2 separate regions of the Homo sapiens genome follow, and region 2 is linked to region 1. A link is a contact called in ENCODE Hi-C or POLR2A ChIA-PET data. All regions are on one chromosome and are shown on one strand. Each heading gives the region's core, a stretch centred on a gene start or an enhancer-like site at or near the end of the contact. The rest is flanking DNA. Distances are from core to core; before and after follow the strand shown. Region 1 overlaps PACS2 (phosphofurin acidic cluster sorting protein 2). Region 2 holds the start of TEX22 (testis expressed 22).

Evidence for each region. Hi-C counts contacts between places; a loop is a spot of excess contacts on that map. ChIA-PET counts read pairs that join two places held with the same protein, here RNA polymerase II (POLR2A). Pooled maps may share reads with other maps.
Region 2: a loop to region 1 is called in a map of astrocyte of the cerebellum, with 15 times the contacts of the local background. The contact joins the promoter of TEX22 here to the enhancer-like site in region 1. A Hi-C loop is called at or near these places in 1 of 168 maps with a recorded cell type or tissue (astrocyte of the cerebellum) and 6 of 50 pooled maps. POLR2A ChIA-PET finds 5 or more read pairs at or near these places in 1 of 52 experiments (activated B cell).

Annotation. Positions count from the first base shown.
Region 1 is chr14:105,350,065-105,355,594 of GRCh38, reverse strand. It overlaps PACS2 (phosphofurin acidic cluster sorting protein 2), which reads right to left. Exons shown (of 25, transcript NM_001100913.3): 3 at 3,128-3,217; 4 at 418-543. Among named protein-coding and RNA genes, the nearest start is that of PACS2, 38 kb to the right of the region's middle. RefSeq lists an enhancer at 2,343-2,872. Within about 2 kb of position 2,959, at least 3 of the 41 ENCODE cell types and tissues checked have a DNase peak (open chromatin) inside an H3K27ac peak, as active enhancers do.
Region 2 is chr14:105,394,556-105,400,085 of GRCh38, reverse strand. It overlaps TEX22 (testis expressed 22), which reads right to left and starts at 1,548. Exons shown (of 4, transcript NM_001195082.2): 1 at 1,451-1,548; 2 at 596-784. The coding sequence starts at 745. PACS2 (phosphofurin acidic cluster sorting protein 2) reads right to left here. Exons shown (of 25, transcript NM_001100913.3): 25 at 1,939-5,530. The coding sequence ends at 5,414. RefSeq lists enhancers at 437-947, 948-1,458 and a silencer at 1,126-2,035.

The DNA of each region.
Region 1 (5,530 bases), core at 1,710-4,209:
CTGCTCAGCCAATCCTGGGCCAGAGCACGTGCTGAGCAGGATGCAGACACGAACCCATCACAGGACGCACCCGTGGTGTGGGGACAGCAGCGATTCCTCCATGGGAAGGACTCCAGAGCAGCCTGACCCAAAACCCAGCCTCCACTGAAGGGCAGGACAGGCTCGTTAGAGGGGAGTGCGCGCGGCTGCAGGCATGCGGGGAGCCATGCTAGGCGGCAAGGGAAGGTCAGAGAGGAAGCACCACCTGGGGCCGCACCTGGCCCTTATGGCGGAGCCCGGCCGCCCAGGCTCCTCTCATCATTTTCACCTGATCCCTGGACATCTGGACCCGGGAGAGACATCTCCATCTCCCACGGGCGAATGCTCTGGCACCCAGGTGGCCAGCCCGACGCAGGCCACGCCAGACGGAGCACTCACCTCAGCCATGCTGATGGAGCCCGCGGCCAGCGTCTTGTAGCCCAGGATGGTTCTGTTCTTGTAGCGCTTTCTGCGCTGCAGCATGATCTGAAGCTTGTTGCCTTCCCTCTTCAAGAAGTGAGGATACTGTGGGCACAAGTGCGAGTGGCAGCTGAGGGTGCACCGGGGCCCCAGGCAGCATCACGGCCTCTGACGGCCCAGCCACCCTGCAGCCTGCGACCAGGCCAACCTGCTGCCCATGAGATCGGAAGGGCACCCACAGACGGGCCCCCAAGTTCATCCCAGTGGCATGCCGGTCCCCAGAGCCCATCCTTTACCCAACACAATCAAGAGTGAGCCAGTCGCCAGAGCTCAGGCCCTGAGGGCTCCGCGCCACGCTAACAGCCATGGCAGGTGGACAAGGACTATGTGCTGCAGTGTCCGGGATGGCCGAGCGCGCCTGTGGACACTCGGAAACAGTGTGGCGGCTCATGTGCCTGAGGCAATCAGCAAGGTGGGACCCAGGACGCTTTTCCGCGAGGGGCACACAGGGCGGGGAGGGCTCTCCCTCCGAGGCCCCCTGTTCACCCAACTCGCCTGCACGTCTCACCACAGGCTCCCTGTCCAGCAGGGCTCCAGCAAGCTGATGTTCACAGGTATCTCTTAGACACTCAGAGTTCACAAATAAAAATCAGTTTAAATACTTAGGGGAAAATGGGGCTGTTCACCACCCTAACTGCGGTGGTGCTGACATGCCTGAGCATGCCTATCAAAACCCACTGAACCATGGAGCATTGGGCCAGGCGCGGTGGCTCACACCTGTAATCCCGGCACTTTGGGAGGCCAAGCTGGGCGGATCACCTGAGGTAGGGAGTTCGAGACCACCCTAGCCAACATGGCAAAACCCCATCTCTACAAAAATACAAAAATTAGCCGGGCTCACTGTCACCTCCACCTCCTGGGTTCAAGCAATCCTCCTGCCTCAGCCTCCCGAAGAGCTGGGATTGCTTGTGAACTCTGAGTTTCCCCTATCTTTTTAAATAGAAGAGCAAAATAGCCTTGACTCAGTAAGTGTTTTTTTGCCCTCGTTATTATATTCTCTCTTTTTTTTGAGATGGAGTCTCACTCTGTCCCCCAGGCTGGAGTGCTATGGCATGATCTCAGCTCACTGCAACCAACCTCCACCTCCCGGGTTCAAGCGATTCTCCTGCCACCTACCTCGGCCTCCCGAAGTGCTGGGATTACAGGCATGAGCCACCACACCCGGCCTTATATTCTCTTTATCATAGATAAGGAATGAAAAACTAGGCTGGGCATGGTGTCCCACGCCTGTAATCCCAGCACTTTGAGAGGCCGAGGCAGGCAGATCATGCAGTCAGGAGTTCGAGACCAGCCTGGCCGACATGGTGAAACCCCGTCTCAACTAAAGATACGAAAAATAGCCGGGCGTGGTGGCACATGCCTGTAATCCCAGCTGCTCGGGAGGCTGAAGCAGGAGAATCGCTTGAACTCGGGAGGTGGAGGTTGCAGTGAGCCAAGACTGCACCAGCCTGGGTGACAAGGAGAGACTCCATCTCAAAAACAAACAAACAAACAAAAAACAAAGAAAAAACAAAGAAAAACTCAACCTAATAAACAAATACAAATCTTCTAATCATTTAAGAATAAACCATAATCAACAGAAGATCTGCAGTAACGCAGGACACTGATGGCAATGATGAGACAAATGCTCTCACCCCAGGGGACAGTGATGAGGGGGCCCATCACCCCAGGGGACAGTGATGAGGGGGGGCCGTCACCCCAGGGGACAGTGATGAGGGGGGGCCATCACCCCAGGGGACAGTGATGAGGGCGCCCGTCTCCCCAGGGGACAGTGACGAGGGGGCCCATCACCCCAGGGGACAGTGATGGGGGGGCCCGTCACCCCAGGGGACAGCGATGGGGGTGCCCGTCTCCCCAGGGGACAGTGATGAGGGGGTGCCCATCACCCCAGGGGACAGTGATTGGGGGGGCCCGTCACCCCAGGGGACAGTGATGGGGGTGCCCGTCTCCCCAGGGGACAGTGATGAGGGGGTGCCCGTCACCCCAGGGGACAGTGATGGGGGGGGCCTGTCACCCCAGGGGACAGTGATGGGGGTGCCCGTCTCCCCAGGGGACAGTGATGGGGGTGCCCGTCTCCCCAGGGGACAGTGATGAGGGGGCCCGTCACCCCAGGGGACAGTGATGAGGGGTGCCCGTCTCCCCAGGGGACACTGATGAGGGGGGCCCATCTCCCCAGGGGACAGTGATGAGGGGGCCCGTCACCCCAGGGGACAGTGATGAGGCGTGCCCGTCTCCCCAGGGGACACTGATGGGGGGGCCCGTCTCCCCAGGGGACAGTGATGGGGGGGCCCGTCTCCCCAGGGAACAGTGATGGGGAGGGCCTGTCTCCCCAGGGTACAGTGATGGGGGTGCCCGTCACCCCAGGGGATAGTGATGGGGGGGCCCGTCACCCCAGGGGACAGGGATGACGGGGCCCGTCGCCCCAGGGGACGGTGATGAGGGGTGCCCGTCTCCCCAGGGGACGGTGATGAGGCGTGCCCGTCTCCCCAGGGGACACTGATGAGGGGGGCCCATCACCCCAGGGGACAGTGATGAGGGGGGCCCGTCTCCCCAGGGGACAGTGATGAGGGGGGCCCGTCTCCCCAGGGGACAGTGATGAGGGTGTCGTCACCACTGGTGAAAGACTCACCTGCAAGGAGAAGGTCAGGGCCAGGTCTGTCTCCACTTGTCCACTGGGGGGCAGCACAATCTCATGGGACCGCAGGATTCGTTTGGAGCCCTGTGATTAAGCAAGACCTGTTCTAGCTCAAAGGACTGCATATCAGCAGGAAACCAGGCAAAGACACCGTGACTCCTGCACTCTAAAACTGGCAGGATTGCAGCCCTGCAGTCTGGGGGTGGTAGGCACAGGCTGGGGTAATTCTCAGAGGTGCCCTGGCATCTTTCCCAAGAACCTTAAAAACATGGAGACCCTTCGGCCCACAGGTTCCACCTCCAGGAATCTGCCCTAAGACATGAGAGAGAAACCAGGAGCGGCTCCTGCTGAAGTTAACGCGATCACAAAACAGATTCCACGGCCAGGTGCAGCAGCACCTGACTGCGCTGCCCAAGTCTGTCTGGCAGAACAAATCTGGAGGCACCAAGCCTCTTCTGGTTTTGGTTTTGAGAGACAGGTCTCGCTGTGTTGCTCAGGCTGGACTTGAGCTCCCGGGCTCAAGCAATCCTCCTGCCTCAGCCTCCTAAGTAGCTCAGCCTTACAGGCATGTGCCTCCATGCTTGGCTTAAAGCATTTTTTTATTTTTTGTTTTTATTTTTTGAGACAGGGTCTCTGTCACCCAGGCTGTGGGGCAGTGGCTCGATCTCAACTCACTACAGCCTTGACCTCCTAGGCTCAGGCAATCCTCCAGCCTCAGCCTCCCTAGCACCTGGGACTACAGGCATGTACCACCACAAAAAAATATACAATAATTTTTGTATTTTGTTAAGAGACAAGGATTAGTCATGTTGCCCAGACTGGTCTCCAACTCCTGAGTTCAAGCAATCCACCCTCCTCGGCCTCCCACAGTGCTGGGATTAGGCATGAGCCACTGCACCTGGCCTAAAGCATTTTCTAAAAAGAAGAATGATCAGGCCTGACTGGTCCTCTCAGAAAGTAAAACATACAGAGATACAATACTTAAAATACGGAGATGCTGTCACAAAAATGAGGGTAGTAGAAGCCTAGATGTAGGTGCAGGAAATGCATGAGCACCTGAAAACACAGTTCATACCCAGTGAGCTTCAGGCCAGCAGGAGACATCACACGCACCTGCTAAATGGATAACGAGTCATTTGCGTGAAAGACAACAGGACCCCAACCGCAAACTTTATATCAAAATAGATTCCTAATGGATTGAACGTGCTTATCGCAGTGCTGTTTTAAATGGGACCATCCCAACAAGGATGAGCTTGGGGACCTCGTGCCCCGAGAAACAAGCAGCCGCTGCGGGGTCCCAGGCACAAGGTTCCCGGAGGCCGGCGCGCGGGACACAGTGGATGAGAGGTGCCAGGTGGCTGGAGGGCGGGCGGGGGTCCAGGACAGACAACGGGAGCCCGGGGCCAGCCCAGGTTCGGGTGGGAGCAGCGGGGCCTCAGGACAGGTGCGGGCGGCCCGCATGGCCGTACTCGGGCTCCATGAGACGTCCATGGCGGACTCTGGTCCTCCCCTTGTGCTGGGGCCTCACGTGCAGCGTGGCAAGAGGCAGCGCGGCTCTCCTCGGCCAGCCCTCCTGTCCCCTCTCCTCTCCCCAGCTGCCCCTGCGTTGTGGTCTGGACTCTCCCTGCTCCTCCCCTTGACCCTTCAGAGATGTTTCCCTGCAAATGTGCTCTGCGTCGGGTCCCTCTTAGCATTCCCCCCTCAGAGGACCTGCAGGGACCCAGCTGTGTCGGGAAAAGGACAGTGTGTGCCACCAGCCAGTGAGGCGAAGGTGCACGCCAGAGAAGGCTGAGGGGCAGGTGGGGCTGCGGGGCCAGGCTGGCTGCTTCCCCCACAGGGGGCCTGGGCGGAGAGGACACCCCAAGAGAAGCAGATGAGGAGCTGGGGTGATCAAGGGAGGCCAAGGGCCACGTGGCTGCTGAGCTGGGGTGGGCAGGGAGGGCATGGGCAGCCAGTCCATGCGCTACACAGAGGGGCTGGAGAGGTGGGGCTCTGAGGGGCCCTGGGGCCAAGCTCTCGGTCAAGACACAGGCTGGGGCAGGACCAGAGACAGGCAGAGGAAGGAATGGGGCCAAGGAACAGGGTCAGTGTGGGGTGGGGCCCCATGCCAGAGGTTAGAGGTCAACAGCACCAGACTCAGAAGTCAGTGAGGGGTCGACTCTTGCCTTCATGCCTTTCTGCATTGCTCTGAAGACCCAATGAGACCCTGACCCCTGCCCCCCAAGCCAAGAGGTCCAGACACAGCCTCACGGCCTGGTGGCAATGGCCCACAGAGAGCTCCCTGTTCCCCAGGGACGACCCGCAGCCAGACTGCAGCAGGTACTGGGCACCCTGGGCATGGCCACACCCATGGGCAGGACAGGCGGAGAGACGCTTCCATCCTGCTATCAGCCACGC
Region 2 (5,530 bases), core at 299-2,798, 46 kb before region 1:
GGGGTTCTGGCTTCCTCTGCCCTCAGAGAACGTCCTAAGGCTGAACAGCTATATCCCACCATTCTCACTACTGGGCCTGACACAAGCCTGTAGCTCACTGTCCAGCAGTAGAGAGACCAGGAGATGCTTCCAGTTTGGGGAATCACAGCAGAGCCTCTCCCACTATTTTGTTTTGGTCAACTTTCAGTGACAAATCCTTCTCCTGACAGCTGCCCCACCTGGTTGGGAGGACACCACCCCCCCTGGGGACCTTGCTTTCCCTCCCGCTTCTTGCCACCTTCAGCCTGGGGTGGGAGGCACTGGGGAGAGCTAAGGGAAGTGTGTTGCCTTGCCTCCTTCCTGGCCTTGGAAGACCTCTCTACAGAGCCCAGCGGCCCACGGTTCTGGAAGCAAGAAGGGTGCAGGTCCACCTTGGTGCTCGTCCAGGGCCATGGGGAAGAGAGCCTCCTGAGTCCAGCCATCTGTTTCTCATCAGTCCCCACTCAGCCCTCCCCTGAGGCTGCTCATCACGACCAGCCTGGAGTTTTCAGAGACAGCGGCCTCAGGCGGGCTGGGGACAGGAGAGTAGCCTCGGCCAGGGTTTCCTTCCGCTTACCCAGTCCTGAGTCTGCAGTCCCTGCTGAACGCTGCTCTGGATACTGGGCTGGCCCCAGGCTGCTATCAGGCCCAGTGGGGGCCGCCTGTGCTCTTGGGAGAGGTGCGACTCCAGCTTCTTCCCCCGGGGGGACAGTTTCCTGCTGTCCATCTCTAGCCCTAGTAGGCTGCTTGTCCACACCTCTGAGATCTGGGGGTAGGAGCAGGGGGAGGTGGGGCGGGGCCCACAAGGCCACCCACGTGCCCACCAATACCTGAGTCCCTGGGGGCAGATGGTGGCAGTATCGCGGTCTGCTAGGGTCACCTTCCAGCCAAAGGTCAGGCATCACTGACCCCTCTGGGTGGAGTGGATCCCCCAGCTCCCGCCGCAGCTCTTCTCCACACCAGCCTCCCGAACTGTCCTCTCTGCCCCTGCCGACCCCACCCCGGGAGCCTGGAAAGCCTTCGGCAGCCTGCTGCACGGACTCCACGCCTCTGCCAGCCTTCTCAAACGTTCCAGGGGCATCAGCCCTCAGCCAGCACTGCGGGCACGCTCTCAGGGCCCGGCCTTGCTACGCCCGGGGCGAAGGAAAGGCCCAGAGCTCTTGCCACAGCCCCGCTTCCGACCCTGAGACCTCCCCTCCACGCGGCCCAGGCCTCGCCCCAGGCCCAGCCCGGAGCCCTTACGTGCCCGCCCTCTCCGGTGGGGAGGCGGGGTCTGCGCGGCCGGGGTCCGCGGAGGGACGGGGGAAGAAGGCTCAGGACACACGCTGGAGGCCGTGGGCACTCTGGGGTTCGGCGGGGGGGCGGGGTACACGGGAACGGCGGTCGGAGGTGGGGGGTACGTGGGCACCCGGAGACAGAAGGAGGGACAGACCCGCCGCGGATGGAGAGGCCACAGGGGGCCGCTGGAGTACACCGCGGCTTGAGGGGGCCCAAGGGGCCGGCGCCTCGCTCCAGAACGTCCGCTACGGCAAGCCCCGCCCCCACCGGTTCCGCTTCCGGTCTGCGCCGCGCCTGCGTTCTGGGCTCCGTTGCGGCGGGTGGGGGATGGGCGCGGTCTGGGGGTCCCCGGCGCATATCCGGGTCTATGGCCGCTACCGCCCCACGGGCCCTTCCGGGCGTCGGCCTCCGGGGTCTCCCGAAGCACAGACCTGAACTTGGGGTTTGTCGGCCAGAGCCCCTTTCGGCCCTGCGCCCTTCAAGCGGCGCGATGCCGCTGAGCCCCGGGCCACCTCCGCGCGCGCGGGGCCGCAGGGCTGGGGCGGGGCGACCCAGGACGGGGCGCGCGGGCGGGAGGGAGGCGCTGCTCCGCCGCGTGCTCCCAAGGGGTGGACGGCCGAGAGAATCACACTGCAGGCGGGGGCCGGCCCCTCCAGGTTTATTAGTGTTGCATCAGCACCTTGAAATAGTCCACACGGTCACATACGTGACATTAGAATCCGTTCCCCAAAAAGCTATTTACATTAATCCAGGGTTTCATTAAAAAAAACTAGCAACACATACATCCTAGAAACCAAACAATGCACAATGAACCGCATGGGGGTCTGCAGAAACTACAGTGGTGCTTCTTTGGCCCACAGGGTCAGATTCCAGAGGTGCCCAGCAAGCCCAGCTCTCAGTCCCCTACAGGCCACACACCCGCGGACGGCAGGACAGGTCTCGGGGAGGGGGCGGCCTGGCCCTCGGAAGAAGTGGCCTGGTCATTTTCATGAGGAATTCATTCCCGGAGGAAGGCGAGAGGCACTCAGGTCTTTCCATCTGGGAATGAGGACAGTGTGGCAAGGCTGCCAGTACCCTGCAGAGACACCCCCAGCTCTCACCCAGAGGCCCCTCTCCTGCCCCAGCTCTGGCCGAGGCACTGAACCAGGACACTGGCTTGCATGCCCAGAGACAGTGGCCAAGGGGACCAACATGGAAGAGGAAGGCAGCAGACCAGATTGCAGGGCGGGACTGGCCCACAGCTGGCCTGGGTGAGGGTGGGGTCTGTCTACGTAATAGTGGACAGTGGCCACCAGGCCTGAGGGGTGCCTCGGTGGTGACTGGTGGCTTAACCTTTGAGACTGATGGGGCTGAGCCCTAGCTCTACAAGGGGCTGCCTCCTGTCCTGTGAGGCCAGTCCAGGGCCAGGTTCTCGGGGGGTGTGCACACCTCACACACACATCCCCCGCCCTTACCGCACTGGCTGTCAGATGGCTTTGGTTTCTAGTTGTCCTTGGTGGGACAGAGTGCTCCTCCATGCACCCTCAGAACAGCTCTGTGAGGTAGGCAGGGAAAATGCGACCATCCTGTGTAACCAGTGGGAAAACCGAGGCACAGAGGGCTGGCATGGCCCAGGTCTTGTCTGCCCAACCTCCCTGGTGCTGGGCATGGTGTGGGGGATGGACCGTGGGGCTCCTGGGTGCAGGGCAGACCCACAGCCCAGCAGCAGCAGGGGCACAGGGAGTGCCACCAGAACCCCCAGCTGCTGGATGGAGACTCTGCCCATGTTCTCCCCTTGCGTGGCTAAGGATGGAGCTGTGCAGCCAGATGGGAGGTACGGGGTAGGCAGGAGGGCTCCAGGAAAGGGGCTGCCCACAGCCAGGATGCACTAGGCAGCCTGTGGCCCCTTCCTCTAAAACCTGCTCTGAGGCCAGAAAGCCACAGCAAGGATGTTTCCACCTTCATCTCCCTACTGAGTGTGACCCTTGGGAAAGAAACAGGAAGAGCAGGCAGGACGCGGTGACTCACGCCTGTAATCCCAGCACTTTGGGAGGCCGAGGCGGGTGGATCACTTGAGGTCAGGAGTTCAAGACCAGCCTGGCCAACATGGCAAAACCCCATCTCTACTAAAAATACAAAAAAAATAGCCAGGTGTGGTGGCACACGCCTGTAATCCCAGCTACTCGGGAGGCTGAGGCAGGAGAACTGCTTGAACCTGGGAGACGGAGGCTGCAGTGAGCTGAGATCATGCCACTGCACTCCAGCCTGGGCAACAGAGCAAGACTCCATCTCAAAAAAAAAAAAAAAAAAAAAGAAAAGAAACTGGAGAGCAGAAAAACAGATGCTCTGCAGCCCAGCTTGGGGGCAGCTGAACGAGTCAGTCAGGGTCCCACCTGTTGCCGGGGTCAGAGGCCATCAGCCCGGGGCTCACACCCTCACCGCAGACACTTCTCGGGGCAGAGCCTGAAGCCAGGATTCAATGGGAGACCTTCCTACCCTCTCCCCCACCCTGGGGTGTGCCCCAGGCTCCTGGTCCCAGGTGAAGGAGGAGTCCCTGGTGTGGAGGGGCTCTGGCTGGGAGGGGCTGGGGCTCTGCCTCCTGCACACAGGCTACCTCTGAGGCCTGAACCCAGGGAGCTGAGGCTGCACACCAGGCCACATCCTGGCCCCTCACCACAACAAAATCACCCTGTTCAGCCACCTGGGGGGGGCGGCCAGGAAGAGCAGGGCGGTCACAAGTAAGAAATGTGGGCCATCTCTCAGGCCAGCAAGGGTGGAGACCCCTCCAGCCCCGGCTCGAGGCCCACCCTGCCCTGCGTTTGCTTTCTGAGCATGGCCTTTTGCAGTGCTCCATCTTACGAAACCAGGCCAAGAGCCCCCAGGGTCGATCAGGACCCCTGGGAGGGCCCCAGCTTCCCCAGCTCCTCCTATGGAGACCCCACAGTGCAGGCTTACTGGGGAGAAGCAGGACTGAGGGGGCAGGTGTGGTCAGGGAAGCCCTCTCCTGCTGTGTGGAGGGCATGGAACCCACACACAACATGGGACCCAACACGCTCTGAGGACTGTGGCCTGGAGAGCCTCCCAGGCCCTGCACGGGGTACCTGGCTGCACCCACGGCTCCAAAGTGCCGGCCCCGCTGGTCAGGCCATCCCGCTGGAATCTTCATTGGCTACAGCGTTGCAGCAGGTGACACAAACACATCTGGACGCCTGCCCCATATTCACCAAAACCTGAATCTCAACCCAGATATCCCCATGGCTGACCTCAGACATACCCACTGGGGTGGAGGAAGTGGCCCCCACCTCAGGCCAACCCCAGCAGCATCTCACTATGTACCAAGCTGGGCTCTGGAACATTTTCTGGGGCCACCTGGGCTGTGGAGGCCCCTGTGCTTGCTAAGTTTGGGGCAGGGACTACACGCAGAAGCCTCATGGTGTTTCAAGAACAGCCTGAGAGTGGGGAAGGTGTGAGGCGGGGTGGGGCAGGGGCTGGGGAAGTGGGGGCAGGCTCTGCTGGCTCTGCCCAGCCCCAGGGGGACTTCAGAAGAGCAACATGTTTGGCAGCTACATTAGAACATGTATTGAAAAGCATTAAAAATATCTGCTGCTATAAAACCTCCGCCGCAGGCAGGAGTTTATTGGGAACCACGAGTGTGCGGTGCTGGGGGCATCTCTTAGGCGGGCAGGACGGCCCCCCCAGGCTCAACTCAGGACAACCCCAACGGGACTGAGCGGCCCCATGGCCCTCGGCCTGTGGCCACTGAGCTCCGCCTTCCCCGGGCTCCCTGAGGAAGCAGAGTCCTGACTTCCAGGAAGGACAGGACACAGAGGCAAGAACTCAGCCTGTGAGGCTCTGGGTGGCTCCTGAGGCCAGAGGACGCCTTCCGCGATCCATGGCTCAGCATCGTCCTTCTGGCTTCCCAGCCCCGGGCCGAACGTTCGGGTTAATAAGCAGAGCAGTTATTCGGCTCCTGGCAGGAGCTCCCCCGTTAGTTTCCACGTTGTGAGCACATTCATACTTAAGACTGTTTCTCTTTGTGTTTTAAGCGTCTGTCTCTGTAGTAAACTGAAATGTTAACAGAAATGCAGCTGGGCCCCTCACAGCATGGGGCAGGAGGTGGGCCCCCTGGTGGGTGGGGCTAGAAGGTGGCCTTGGAGTGTCCGAAGATGCAGATGGGGAAGTGCTTCACGTGCGAGGACCACTGCGCGGCCAGCTGGAAGAACTTGACGTCGCTGCACTCCACGCCGTCGATGAG